2 separate regions of the Mus musculus genome follow, and region 1 is linked to region 2. Evidence: chromatin contacts called from ENCODE Hi-C or POLR2A ChIA-PET data. All regions are on one chromosome and are shown on one strand. The core of a region is the stretch at or near the end of the contact, and the rest is flanking DNA. Distances in the headings are between cores, read along the strand shown. Region 1 holds the start of Egln3 (egl-9 family hypoxia-inducible factor 3). Region 2 has its middle 15 kb from the start of Gm40424.

Region 1 (5,543 bases), core at 2,967-5,466, 41 kb after region 2:
ACTAGACTAGCCTACAGTTCACATGTATTTGTGAGTATAAGCTGGCTCACAGGAGTCCTGCACTGAAACTCAGAGACACACATGCACATTTGGGGTGCTAAACAGGAAGGCCTGAAGTTACGAACAGACTCAAGTCAGACTCATTTGAAGAAGAATCTCAAAACTAACCTGGAGCTTTTAAACAAAGACGAAAACTGGACATTCTAAGAATTTTACATGTATTGGTATAAAGTTCTTTTTCCTAAAGCTTTTGAATTATTATTTTACACTTGATAGGGCCCCAAGTGACTTAACTTATCTAAGGCCACAAGGCTTAGTAACACCAATCCTCCCCCAACCTCTTTCTAAAACTGCCTCTGGGCCCTGACTGAGAGACTTTGGGTCTATTATTTAAGTGCTTCGTTCATTTTGGGCCAAGGCTCAGAGACGAAAGTAAAATAAGTACTGTGCTGAGCAGAGGCACCAGGCAGCACAAACTGCTCAATAAACGGTATTTATTATTGTTAGCGTTCCCAACTCTGAGTCTACAGTGAATGCTTCAGGCAAAGGGACATTCGGTTCTATAAATTACACGTTCTCTGGAAAACAGCCATTTGCAAGCTCTAGGCAGCCAAAGAAAAAGGAGCAAATTATAAGCAGTATTTATCTTGGATATGGTCTAGATCTTCAGGAGGGAGTAGGAACAGATAACCATTGCTAGTTGGAAAGCAATGACCACACTTGAGGGTAGGGGGCGCCATGATACTCCTCGGGACCACAGGGACTTTTCCCAGAGGGACTCCAAACCCCATTTTGCTATAACAGAGGCAAAGCAGAAAATTTCTAACACACACACAGACATATGTTACACATACACACACATATACATATATACATATATATATATGTATATATATATATATATATATATAAAAATGACAGGGACAGGAGTACTAAGAGTCCTCCCACAGTCTAGGTATAGTAAATATTCTTGTTTATTCCCAATACCTTTGCAATCCTGCTCACATTATTCAATGACCTTAACAAATCCAATTTAAAGAAAAAAAATGTAATGAGGGTGTATATGAGTACAATGCATAGGAATGTAAAGTATATTTAAAAAAAAAAAAGTCTAAACTAAACGTACAAACTGGCAGTTGCTAAAAAAGCCTGGTGGGAGTTCATGCTAGCCTGCCTACATGTGTGTATGCTTGAAATTCCCTCGATCAAAAGTTATAAATAAGTTGAAAATCAGTACAAGTTCTCTCCATGAAGAGAACAGTTTTCCCCTGGAAGCATAAGCAGGAAATTAGGTCTATCTATATCAGTACTGTGGGAAGCAGTACAAAACGAAGGACACTGAGGGAGGAAAGGCACGTAAGAAAGAAAACAGGCCAAGTGAAAGGAAGCCAGGGTAGCCCTATAGACAGGATGTGACTTGACAATGCATCACCAGCAAACTCCAAGTACGGGACCCGAGGCCACAGGCGTCCTTACAGAAGTAAATCAAAGTTTTACACTTAAAAGAGAGAGAGAGAGAGAGAGAGAGAGAGAGAGAGAGAGAGAGAGAAAAGAAAAAAAATTATCATAATAGTTTGTTGAAACTTATTTGGTTTTGGTTTTTTTGTTTTTTTTTTTTTTTTTTTTTTTTTTTGGTTTTGTTATTGTTTTGGTTCTAATTAGCCAGGGAATAGTCCAGTCTAGGGATGGACTTTGTGAAGGGTGTGAAGGAGAGCTTTGTGCCAGGGACAGTCAAGACAGCCAGAATCTGGATAAGGAAAGATGGCTCTTCCGTGGGCAAGACAGATTTTCTCTTTTCGAGCGCAGTCACCTCACACAGTTAACTGAAAAGTTACTGGGTCCACCCCGGGATCTACAGAGCCTGCCTGCTTCTCCCTGGCACTTTTTTCATTCCCTATGAATTAAATTCTAGCTCGGGGTCCTCCTGCCATCCACTAAGTCAAAGCTAAATAATAAACCATGCTAGTGATTCGACATATCTTTAATTCTAATCTCCCTCAGAGGGGAAAACATTACTCCTAAACCACCGAGGGTAAATTCTTTAACAGCTAAGCTTGGAAGAAACTTTACAGAACTGATAAGGTGTCATTTGGCCTTTCGGATTAAAGCTACAAGTGCCTCCCAATACAGAGGCTAAGCCCGGGACTATCAACAAGGTTATTTAGTGCAGAAACACCCCAGATGAAAATGCAGATGATCCAGTCTACCACCAGACTGATGGAAGAAAAAAAAAAAACAAACAAAACAATAAAACCCTCTATCATCCATCATTCTCTAACAGAATTCAGGTAACTACTCCCAGCATTCAGAAACCAACAGTTCCTCTAAGATTTACTATGGTTCCATTCATAAGGACACTCGTCAGACAGTCCCTTCACCTCCTCCTAGCCTGACAGCAGCCTGCAGCTCCCAACTCTCTTCACCCATCACTTCCAGACATTTCCAGTTGATCACTTGCTTTTTATAAGGGTGCTCTTTCCAGCTTTGGGGACAAACAAGACTACAGTAGTTGATCCCAAGGCTGAACCTACACTGAGAAACTTTACAAGTATTACTAAAGAGCGGCACATGGTTCAGTGCCCACAATTCCTCTGCTGCTAGCATGCTCTACCTTGCTGGACTTCAAATGAAGTTTTCATGACTCTAAGAGTCCCTTGTCCCGCAGCTACACGGGGGCAATTCTCTCTGAATTGCTCCTGGAGAGAGAGTTTGACTATCCTTATAGGAAGAAATGGCCAGGAGCAAGACTAACCCAAAGTGATGTTACAGGCACCAGCTCCTCCACCTCCCATTGGTCTACCGGCCTGCCAATCTACCTGTAAACATTTTCAAGATAAATCATCACCACCCACTGCCCCCATTACGGGCTATGAGAACAACAAAAACAAGGTTTCTACCCAGAGGTACCTCACCACTCTCTTCATGGACCTTATCAGGTTGTTTGAGTGGATTTTGCCATGAGTTTATAGGAAAAGAAAGGCGATGGCGTGGGGCTCAGCACTTGGGCTGAGGGGTCTATGAGAATTCTGAGCCCCAGGGCTCAAAGGCTGCAGCAGAAGTGGAGGACTTAACCTTGTCATACCGAACTCTTCCCTCCCACCCTACCTAACTCTACAAGCCAACTAACACAAGGCAAAAATTAGACTTGCCTCTAGTAGAGTTAAGAGTGCCTCTGGCTACTGTGAAGGGCAGTACCGGGTGGCTTTAAAGGAGGCACTTCGGATCATGGACATGCGTGTCGCAGTGTTTCCAATATCTTTTCCCTCCACCAGCCAGTTGTCCTTGCGGTCATCACCAAAACCAGGGCAATTCTTTCAGAGTCAGCAGAAGCTCATCATCACGAGACACCTGAGCCCCTTAACGTGGACTTTTGCTTAAGGGGTTAGGCCAGGAGGTGGAGGGGACGCAAGTAGGGCAGATAGGCAAGCTGACTTCTTGGTTAAAAACCAAAGTTCGCTGCACCCCAGCGAAGGCGACACAACACTCCGAATGAAGGCTTCCCGTCCCCTGCAGCGCAGCTGCGGCTGGGCACCCGCACGCATCCTACCTTGGACCGCTCCTTGACATAGTATTTGCCCAGCCGGCTCCCGCAGTACAGGACCAGCCGGTCGATGAGGGACAGGAGGAAGTTGATGGCCTCGCAGCCCTCCTCGTTGCCCCCGATCCACGTGATCTGGTCGCCTCGCAGGTGCCGCTTGGAGACGCCGGCGCACGGCCCGGCCAGCTGGCCGTCACGCAGGGCCCCGTTGTAGTGCAGCTGCTTGACTCGCTCCAGCACGCAGTCGCCCACCACCTCGCCTAGGAAGTTGTCCAGGTAGCAGAAGCCGACCTCGTGCAGACAGGGCACGATGTACTCCAGGGCGATCTTCTCCAGATCCAGCCTCATGATGTGTCCCAGAGGCATCTCGCCCACAGAGCCGAGGCCGGGGACCCCCAGGGTGCACGCACCCAGGGCTTTCCCAGCGCGAGCGCACAGCGAAGATGCGGAGAGCCGGGCCGGGGACTCTCCCACCTGCGGTGGTCACAGTCCCCGAGCCACTTTAGCTCCAGAGGCGGGGAAAGTTGCTCGAAACTCTGAAGAGAAGGGATCCCGGCTCTGGGACCGGCGGGAGCAGTGTAGGGCTCCGCCACCCAGCGCCGGACTGGCCCAGTGAGAAGTCGGAGGGCCCTTTTTGGAGATGCAGAGCCACCGCCGCGGCGGCCGTGGCCGGGGGAGGAACGAGAGAAAGCACCGCCTTGACCCCAACGTCATGGTCCCGCCCCCGGGACTGCCCTCCTCCGGGCTCTTCCTCTTGGACTGGTGCTGCGGAGCATCTGGGTGAGCTCCACTCTAGCTAACCTGTGTGTGACCCAAGAAAGGGCTGGATTTTTTTTTTTTAATGCTCTCGATTTGCATATTGATTTGCGTTAAATCCCCTAACAAACTTGAAAACCTGGATCTCACGTCTGAGATGCACATGAACAGTTTATTGCCACTTTCTGGGCTAGTCACCTCTCTGGTGACTATATTTCTTAAACATTAAGGTTTAAGCTCTACCTAGTGTCTTTCCTTCTTTCCTCTTCTGTTTGATTCGGGTCTGGCTGTTCCAACCCCTGTGAGAGAGAGAGGTGAATTTAATTTTAACCAAAACTGACTGATTCATTAACAAACATTCCCCTTGACCTCCCCCCACCCTGTGTGCCAGGCTGGTGTGTATCCCCTGAGAAGGGAGTGGAGGACAGAGAGATAGGGAGGCGCCCCGGGAAGGGAGAGCACTGCCAAATCCTGCAAATTTTTGTATTTTGTCCTGCGGGAGATGTTCATGCACCATTTATACTCAAGCTTTTTACTAAAAGGTTCTGAAATTCTCTCTCAAAATCACTCGCACTCTCCCCAAAAGATACACTGTGTTCCAGGTCTCTCTGGCTTCTACTACATGCAACTTGCACTAGAGCCCTAGGCCCTACCCAAAAGGCTTAATTATCTACTGTAAGGTGGTCTCTATACAGATTTCTGATGCCCTTTCCTTCCAAATGAGAGAGAGAGAAACAGAGACATCTAAGACAGAGGGAAAGAGAGACAAACACAGAGAGACAGAGAGACAGAGAGTCAGTTCACATCTTTGCACATTTAGATTTTCAGTTAAGTCAAATGAAAAACTGCACCGATTTTTCAAGCATCACTAATTTTGGACATAAAGTCCTTTTTGCTTTTATTCTCTTCCCAATAGCCCCTCTGCTCACCTTCTCTGAGGGGAGAAGTGGGGGTGCAGTTCATGTGAAGGAGAGGCAGAGGAGGAGAGAGTGCTGACAGACTGGGAAGAAGGCTGTATTGTAGTCAGTGAGGGCAAACAGGGCCTTGGGGAGTGGCAGTCAACCAGAGAGGGTGTAAGCAGCTTTGAAGAAACCTAACTAGCTCCATGGAGAACAGGGACCCTGTTAATGGCCTTGCTCAGTTGGCCTCTTCCATATGTCTGTCCAGGAGAAGGTGTATTTCCTTAGGGTAAAGGCTCAACTTCAAGAAGCTGTTGTCCAAAAGCCCATAGCAGCACTGGGGTGACAGG
Region 2 (4,968 bases), core at 1,652-4,151:
AAAAAATTCGGAATGCTGTGAGTGTGTTATAATTCAAGAGCTCATACAATTACACTCTGGAGCTTATACCCAGCAATATCACTCTGTGGTCAGAAGAAATAACTCTTTTAGAGCTGAAATCGGAGCTCGGGGTTTCAGACATGACCGAAACAGAGGGCAAAGGACCTGGCCTTGTCAGTTCCACTCAGTAAATACTCTGGTAAATGGCCAGAAAGTTCACACAGTGTCACGGTCCGCAAGGTCATCATGGAGTCAAGCACCTGCCCAGGGGACTGGAGATTTGCAGCCACTGACGTTTCATCACAATTGCCCACAGGTGATAGCATGGTCCACTGAGCTGTGCTACCTGCCACGGTGAGAAGTGTATCCCATAACCCCACATGCCCCGAGAGCATTTGTATAGGTGTATGTGCACCTGGGAGGAGGGACCTGCCTCCTGGAACTCTTCCCGAGGATGACTCTCTGTCAGGCAAGACTAGTGATTTGAACAGAGAGGTTTTACATGCAAAACTGTGACTGAGTATATGCTAATAAATGAGAACACCCTGGAGCCAAGAACAAAGCTGGCTGGGCTGTCCTGCATGGAGCCAGCAGCTTCCAGACTCCTCAGAGAAGATCAGGCTGCAGCCTGTTCCACACCGGATGTGGCCAGCACAGCACACAGGATGGATCAGTGCTTAGGAAGCTTCTAGAGGGTTAGTAACACCTGGATGTGGTGGCTGTGAACATATACATCACAAATGACCACCTGTGGTGCTTTGTATATGCTTGGCCCAGTGAGTGGCACTATTAGGAGGTGTGGCCTTGTTGGAGTAGGTGTGTCACTGTGGCCATGGGCTTTAAGACTGAAGGAAAGACCATCCAGAGACTGCCCCACCAGAGATCCATCCCATATACAGTCACCAAACCCAGACACTATTGTGAATGTCAACAAGTGCTTGATGACAGGAGCCTGATATAACTGTCTCTTGAGAGGCTCTGCCAGTGCCTGACAAATACAGAGGTGGATGCTCTCAGCCAACCATTGGACTGAGCACAGGGCCCCCAATGGAGGAGCTAGAGAAAGGACCAAAGGAGCTGAAGGGGTTTGCAGCCCCATAGGAGGAACAACAATATGAACCAATCAGTACCCCCAGAGCTCCCAGGGACTAAACCACCAACCAAAGAGCACACATGGTGGGACTCATGGCTCCAGCTGCATATGTAGCAGAGGATGGCCTTGTTGGACATCAATGGGAGGAAAAGCCCTTGGTCCTGAGAAGGCTCGATGTCCCATTGAAGGGGAATGCCAGGACAGGGAAGTGGGAATGGGTGGGTTGGTGAGCAGGGGAAGCAGGGGTGGGGGAGGTGGGAGGGGGATAGGATAGGGTTTTTTTTTTTTTTTTTTTTGAGGGGAAACCAGGAAAGGGGATAACATTTGAAATGTAAATAAAGAAAATATCTAATAGAAAGAAAGAAAGAAAGAAAGAAAGAGAAAAGAAAGAAAGAAAGAAAGAAAGAAAGAAAGAAAGAAAGAAAGAAAGAGAGAGAGAGAAATCTTGTATTAGCAGCCTTTAGATGAAGATGTAGAACTCTCAGCTCCTCCTGCATCATGCCTGCCTGGATGCTACCATGTTCCCACCTTGATGATAATGAACTGAACCTCTGAACCTGTAAGCCACCACACCATAAGCTATACAAATTTTACTGGTAGTAAGTCATTTGATAAGTGTGTTCCACCCTATAAAGCTAACCCATTTACCAATGCCACTTGCAGTATTATAGTGGTCCTAGGTGTCCGCAATTCCTCTAGGCTCTGCCCAACAGTTACCTAGCAACAATCTACATCTCCACCCTGGGTTCAGCCAGGAGCCAGCAGTATAAGGACTACTTGGCTTCTCTCTCTCTCTCTCTCTCTCTCTCCTCCATCCCTCTATCTTACCTCTCTGTGTCTCCACCCCCCTCCCCTACATGTTCCAGGCTGGCCTCTCCTTCTCTTCCCCTCTCCTTTCCCTTTCTGTCCCACCTGCCTTCCTCTGCCTCTAACCCCATCCCAGGCACCCTGCTGCTCCGTTCCCTGGCTCCCTTCCCCCAATAAACTTCTTTTGTTCTAGGCCTGTCATGTGACTTGATCCCAAGACTCCTTGGCAGGGACCACTGAGGTGCTCCCTCCAGCCGCACTATACTACATCATCTTATAAAACACAACAATAGTCATGATGGTGACAGAGCTAAGTGAGCCTCGAGAGACAACTGGTCCACTGAGAGTAAATGAAGTCGAGGTCCTGAAGTTTAAATTGCCTGGCAGCAATGTTCCCAGGAGCACTCCTGGGGCAGGGGGATACCCCATTCTCCTTTTCAAGCTCTGTAGTCTTGTCAGAAGAGTTTCTGTTTTATATATATATTTGAGGGGGGGCCATTCTGGGCCAAAGGATTAAAAGGAGAAAAAGAACACATTTATATAAAGTACTGAGGTAAGTTTATTCCCATATCCTTATCTGGGAAAGCAACAGGCAGAGATCATGTGACAGCAAACCCAAAACTTCTCCCCTCATATGGGGGGGGGGGGACGGGGACATGGGGAACGGGGGGGGGGGGGGCGGGGGAGGGACGGACACTGGCTGCTTTGATTAAATCTTAATGCAAAGGCTGCAGATTAAGTTGTCATTCTGTAGAAGTCTTAGTAGCTACAGGCAGGCATCTTAGCTGCCAGACCCTTGTGCTAATCATCGAAAGTCACAGCTGTCTTGTTTTTTTTTAATGGGTGTCCTTTATCAAGATAACATAAATTTACTGACAAAAGGAAATTCGTGGACAGCCTGGAGGGGAAGCAGGAGGTAGGTAAGAGTGAATGGCCCTGCTAAAAACAGCGCCCCACACCCAGGAGAAAGTGTCCCTGCCCTGGAAGTCAATTCACCTTCCCCGCTCCCCACTCAACTACAGTCTGTTAGGAAACCCCAGGCACAAGAGTACGCAAGACGGCAAGAACGAACGCCAAAGGAGGCTCGGAAGTGTGTGAGCCTCTGAAAGTTAGAAGCCAGGAGGAAAGGCTTGGCTAAAAATAGAACTTATCAGATGGATTAAAGTCCCTCCCGAGAATGTTATCTCTCCCCACAGGAGGGTGGGGGGAAAGTCTGTCAAGGGGAACACAGGCCACAGGATGAATAAGCAGAAAAATAGGAGGAAATGACCAAGCCAATGCACGGGGCGTGCGTGCTGTACGAGAGCTGGCAGAGACAGCGCAGCTCCGCAGCTCCGGAGCCCAGAATCGGAGAATTTGCTGAGGCAGGGCACTCCCCAAAGCAAGACACTGCCAAGTACGGGGCGGGGGAGCAGTTTGTCCTTCCTCCCCACCTTTTCAGAATTGAGGCATTCCCGTTTGATTGGATATTACCTTTTCAAGCCATTTATTTAAAAAAAAAAAAAAAAGTCTACAGAAAAGGTTTCTTGGGAAAGTCCGCCTTCCAGCATTTTATGGCACACACCCAATGAAATTTCCCAAATCGATAGTTGGTGAATCCTTAGATCCTTTCCCAAGTTCCCACTGCTTTCTGGGCCACCCCCAGCTTGGGTCAGGTCAAGAGGAACAAGAGAAGCTTCCTAGAGCTGCCGGCAGCTACTCCAGACCAGTGAGAGACCAACACAGTATGTCCAGTCCCCTCCTCTCTTCAGTCCTCTTCCTCAGAAGTCCTCAATAGACAAAAGGCTCTTCTACACCTTAATCCCAAGTTACCTTTTGACATCTACACACACACATACACACACATCACTCACATACACACATACACACACATACACACATACACACACACACACACATATACACACACACACATATACACACATACACACACATCACTCACACACACACACACACACATGTACACACATACACACACACACACACACACACACACATCACTCACAAACATGAGACATCCCGAATTGTGTAGTGTTTTAATCAGCTGAGTATTTATCCACTCCTAGAGCAATCTTTCTCAAGTTGGTAAAACATTATCAATAAGCTACAACAGTATTCCCTAAAACCAGAGATGTCTTTTTAAAAAGAATCACAAAATGACCTCTATAAATGTTCCCAAGAGTCAATTGGAGTGGCATACACCTTTAATTCCAGCACTCGGAAGAATCGAGTGGATCTTTGTGAGGCCAGCCTGGTCTACAGAGTGAGCTCCAGGACAGCCAAGGCTATACAGAGAAACCCTGACTTGGAAAAGCATACCCTGTCCCCCAAAATAATAAGAAAGGGAAAATAAAGGCACTCAGAAATGTAAGAGTTAACTCCCAGGAGTTAGGAGAAAGGCTTCCAGGAGAAAGGTTACTTGTCTTAAGTGGGGAAATCACCAAAGATCAAAGTTTTTTTTTAGTCTTATTTCAACACAGTTGTTCACACTGTTAAGTAGGCTGAAGGCTGTGTGTCACGGGGTAGGAATCTAAGTGTGTCAAGAAGAAAAGGCAGTGAGTGTTCCCTTTCATCCCTAGAAAGTGTATGTGACCCAGGAACACAGGGAGGTATCAGGCACACTGGCTAAAGGCTCCAAACTGCATTCCAGTGTTGTCTGCTCCAAACAACCGGTGCTGTTCAACTCTACCTTAAGGCGGGGAATATACCTCCAAACATCTCACGCCCTCGAGGCCAATGTTGCATAGAAACCCAAAGTCCCTCCTCAGTCTTATGAGGCAGGCAAAGAAAATCCTATTTAAGCAGCAAGAAAGCATTCAAGGACAAAGCTGCGGCTTCTGCACGCATAGCTGTTACTGAGTAAGGAGCACTCCTTTAGGAGGCTGGCCCTGGAACACTTGTGAATAACCCAACAGGGGGAGAGAAAATTTAAATATGCAGCAGCTTAAGCTTGCCTCTCCCGACTCTATTCGTGATCTTTATTTGCCATCCACTCTGCAGGAAGGAACAGAGACCACAAGGACCTGGAGGTCTGGAGTCCAGTCCTGTTATGCTACTCCATCACCGTA

The links. A loop is a pair of places that touch in the nucleus more often than their neighbours do. ChIA-PET counts read pairs that join two places held with the same protein, here RNA polymerase II (POLR2A).
Region 1: a map of heart shows a loop between it and region 2 (2.1-fold over the local background). The contact joins the promoter of Egln3 here to the enhancer-like site in region 2. A Hi-C loop is called at or near these places in 2 of 37 maps with a recorded cell type or tissue (heart and regulatory T cell). POLR2A ChIA-PET finds 5 or more read pairs at or near these places in 3 of 5 experiments (all embryonic stem cell).

The regions. Positions count from the first base shown.
Region 1 is chr12:54,199,658-54,205,200 of GRCm38, forward strand. It overlaps Egln3 (egl-9 family hypoxia-inducible factor 3), which reads right to left and starts at 4,217. Exons shown (of 5, transcript NM_028133.2): 1 at 3,548-4,217. The coding sequence starts at 3,904.
Region 2 is chr12:54,159,835-54,164,802 of GRCm38, forward strand. No RefSeq gene overlaps it. Among named protein-coding and RNA genes, the nearest start is that of Gm40424, 15 kb to the right of the region's middle. Within about 2 kb of position 2,902, at least 2 of the 3 ENCODE cell types and tissues checked have a DNase peak (open chromatin) inside an H3K27ac peak, as active enhancers do; they include heart, where a contact is called at or near this core.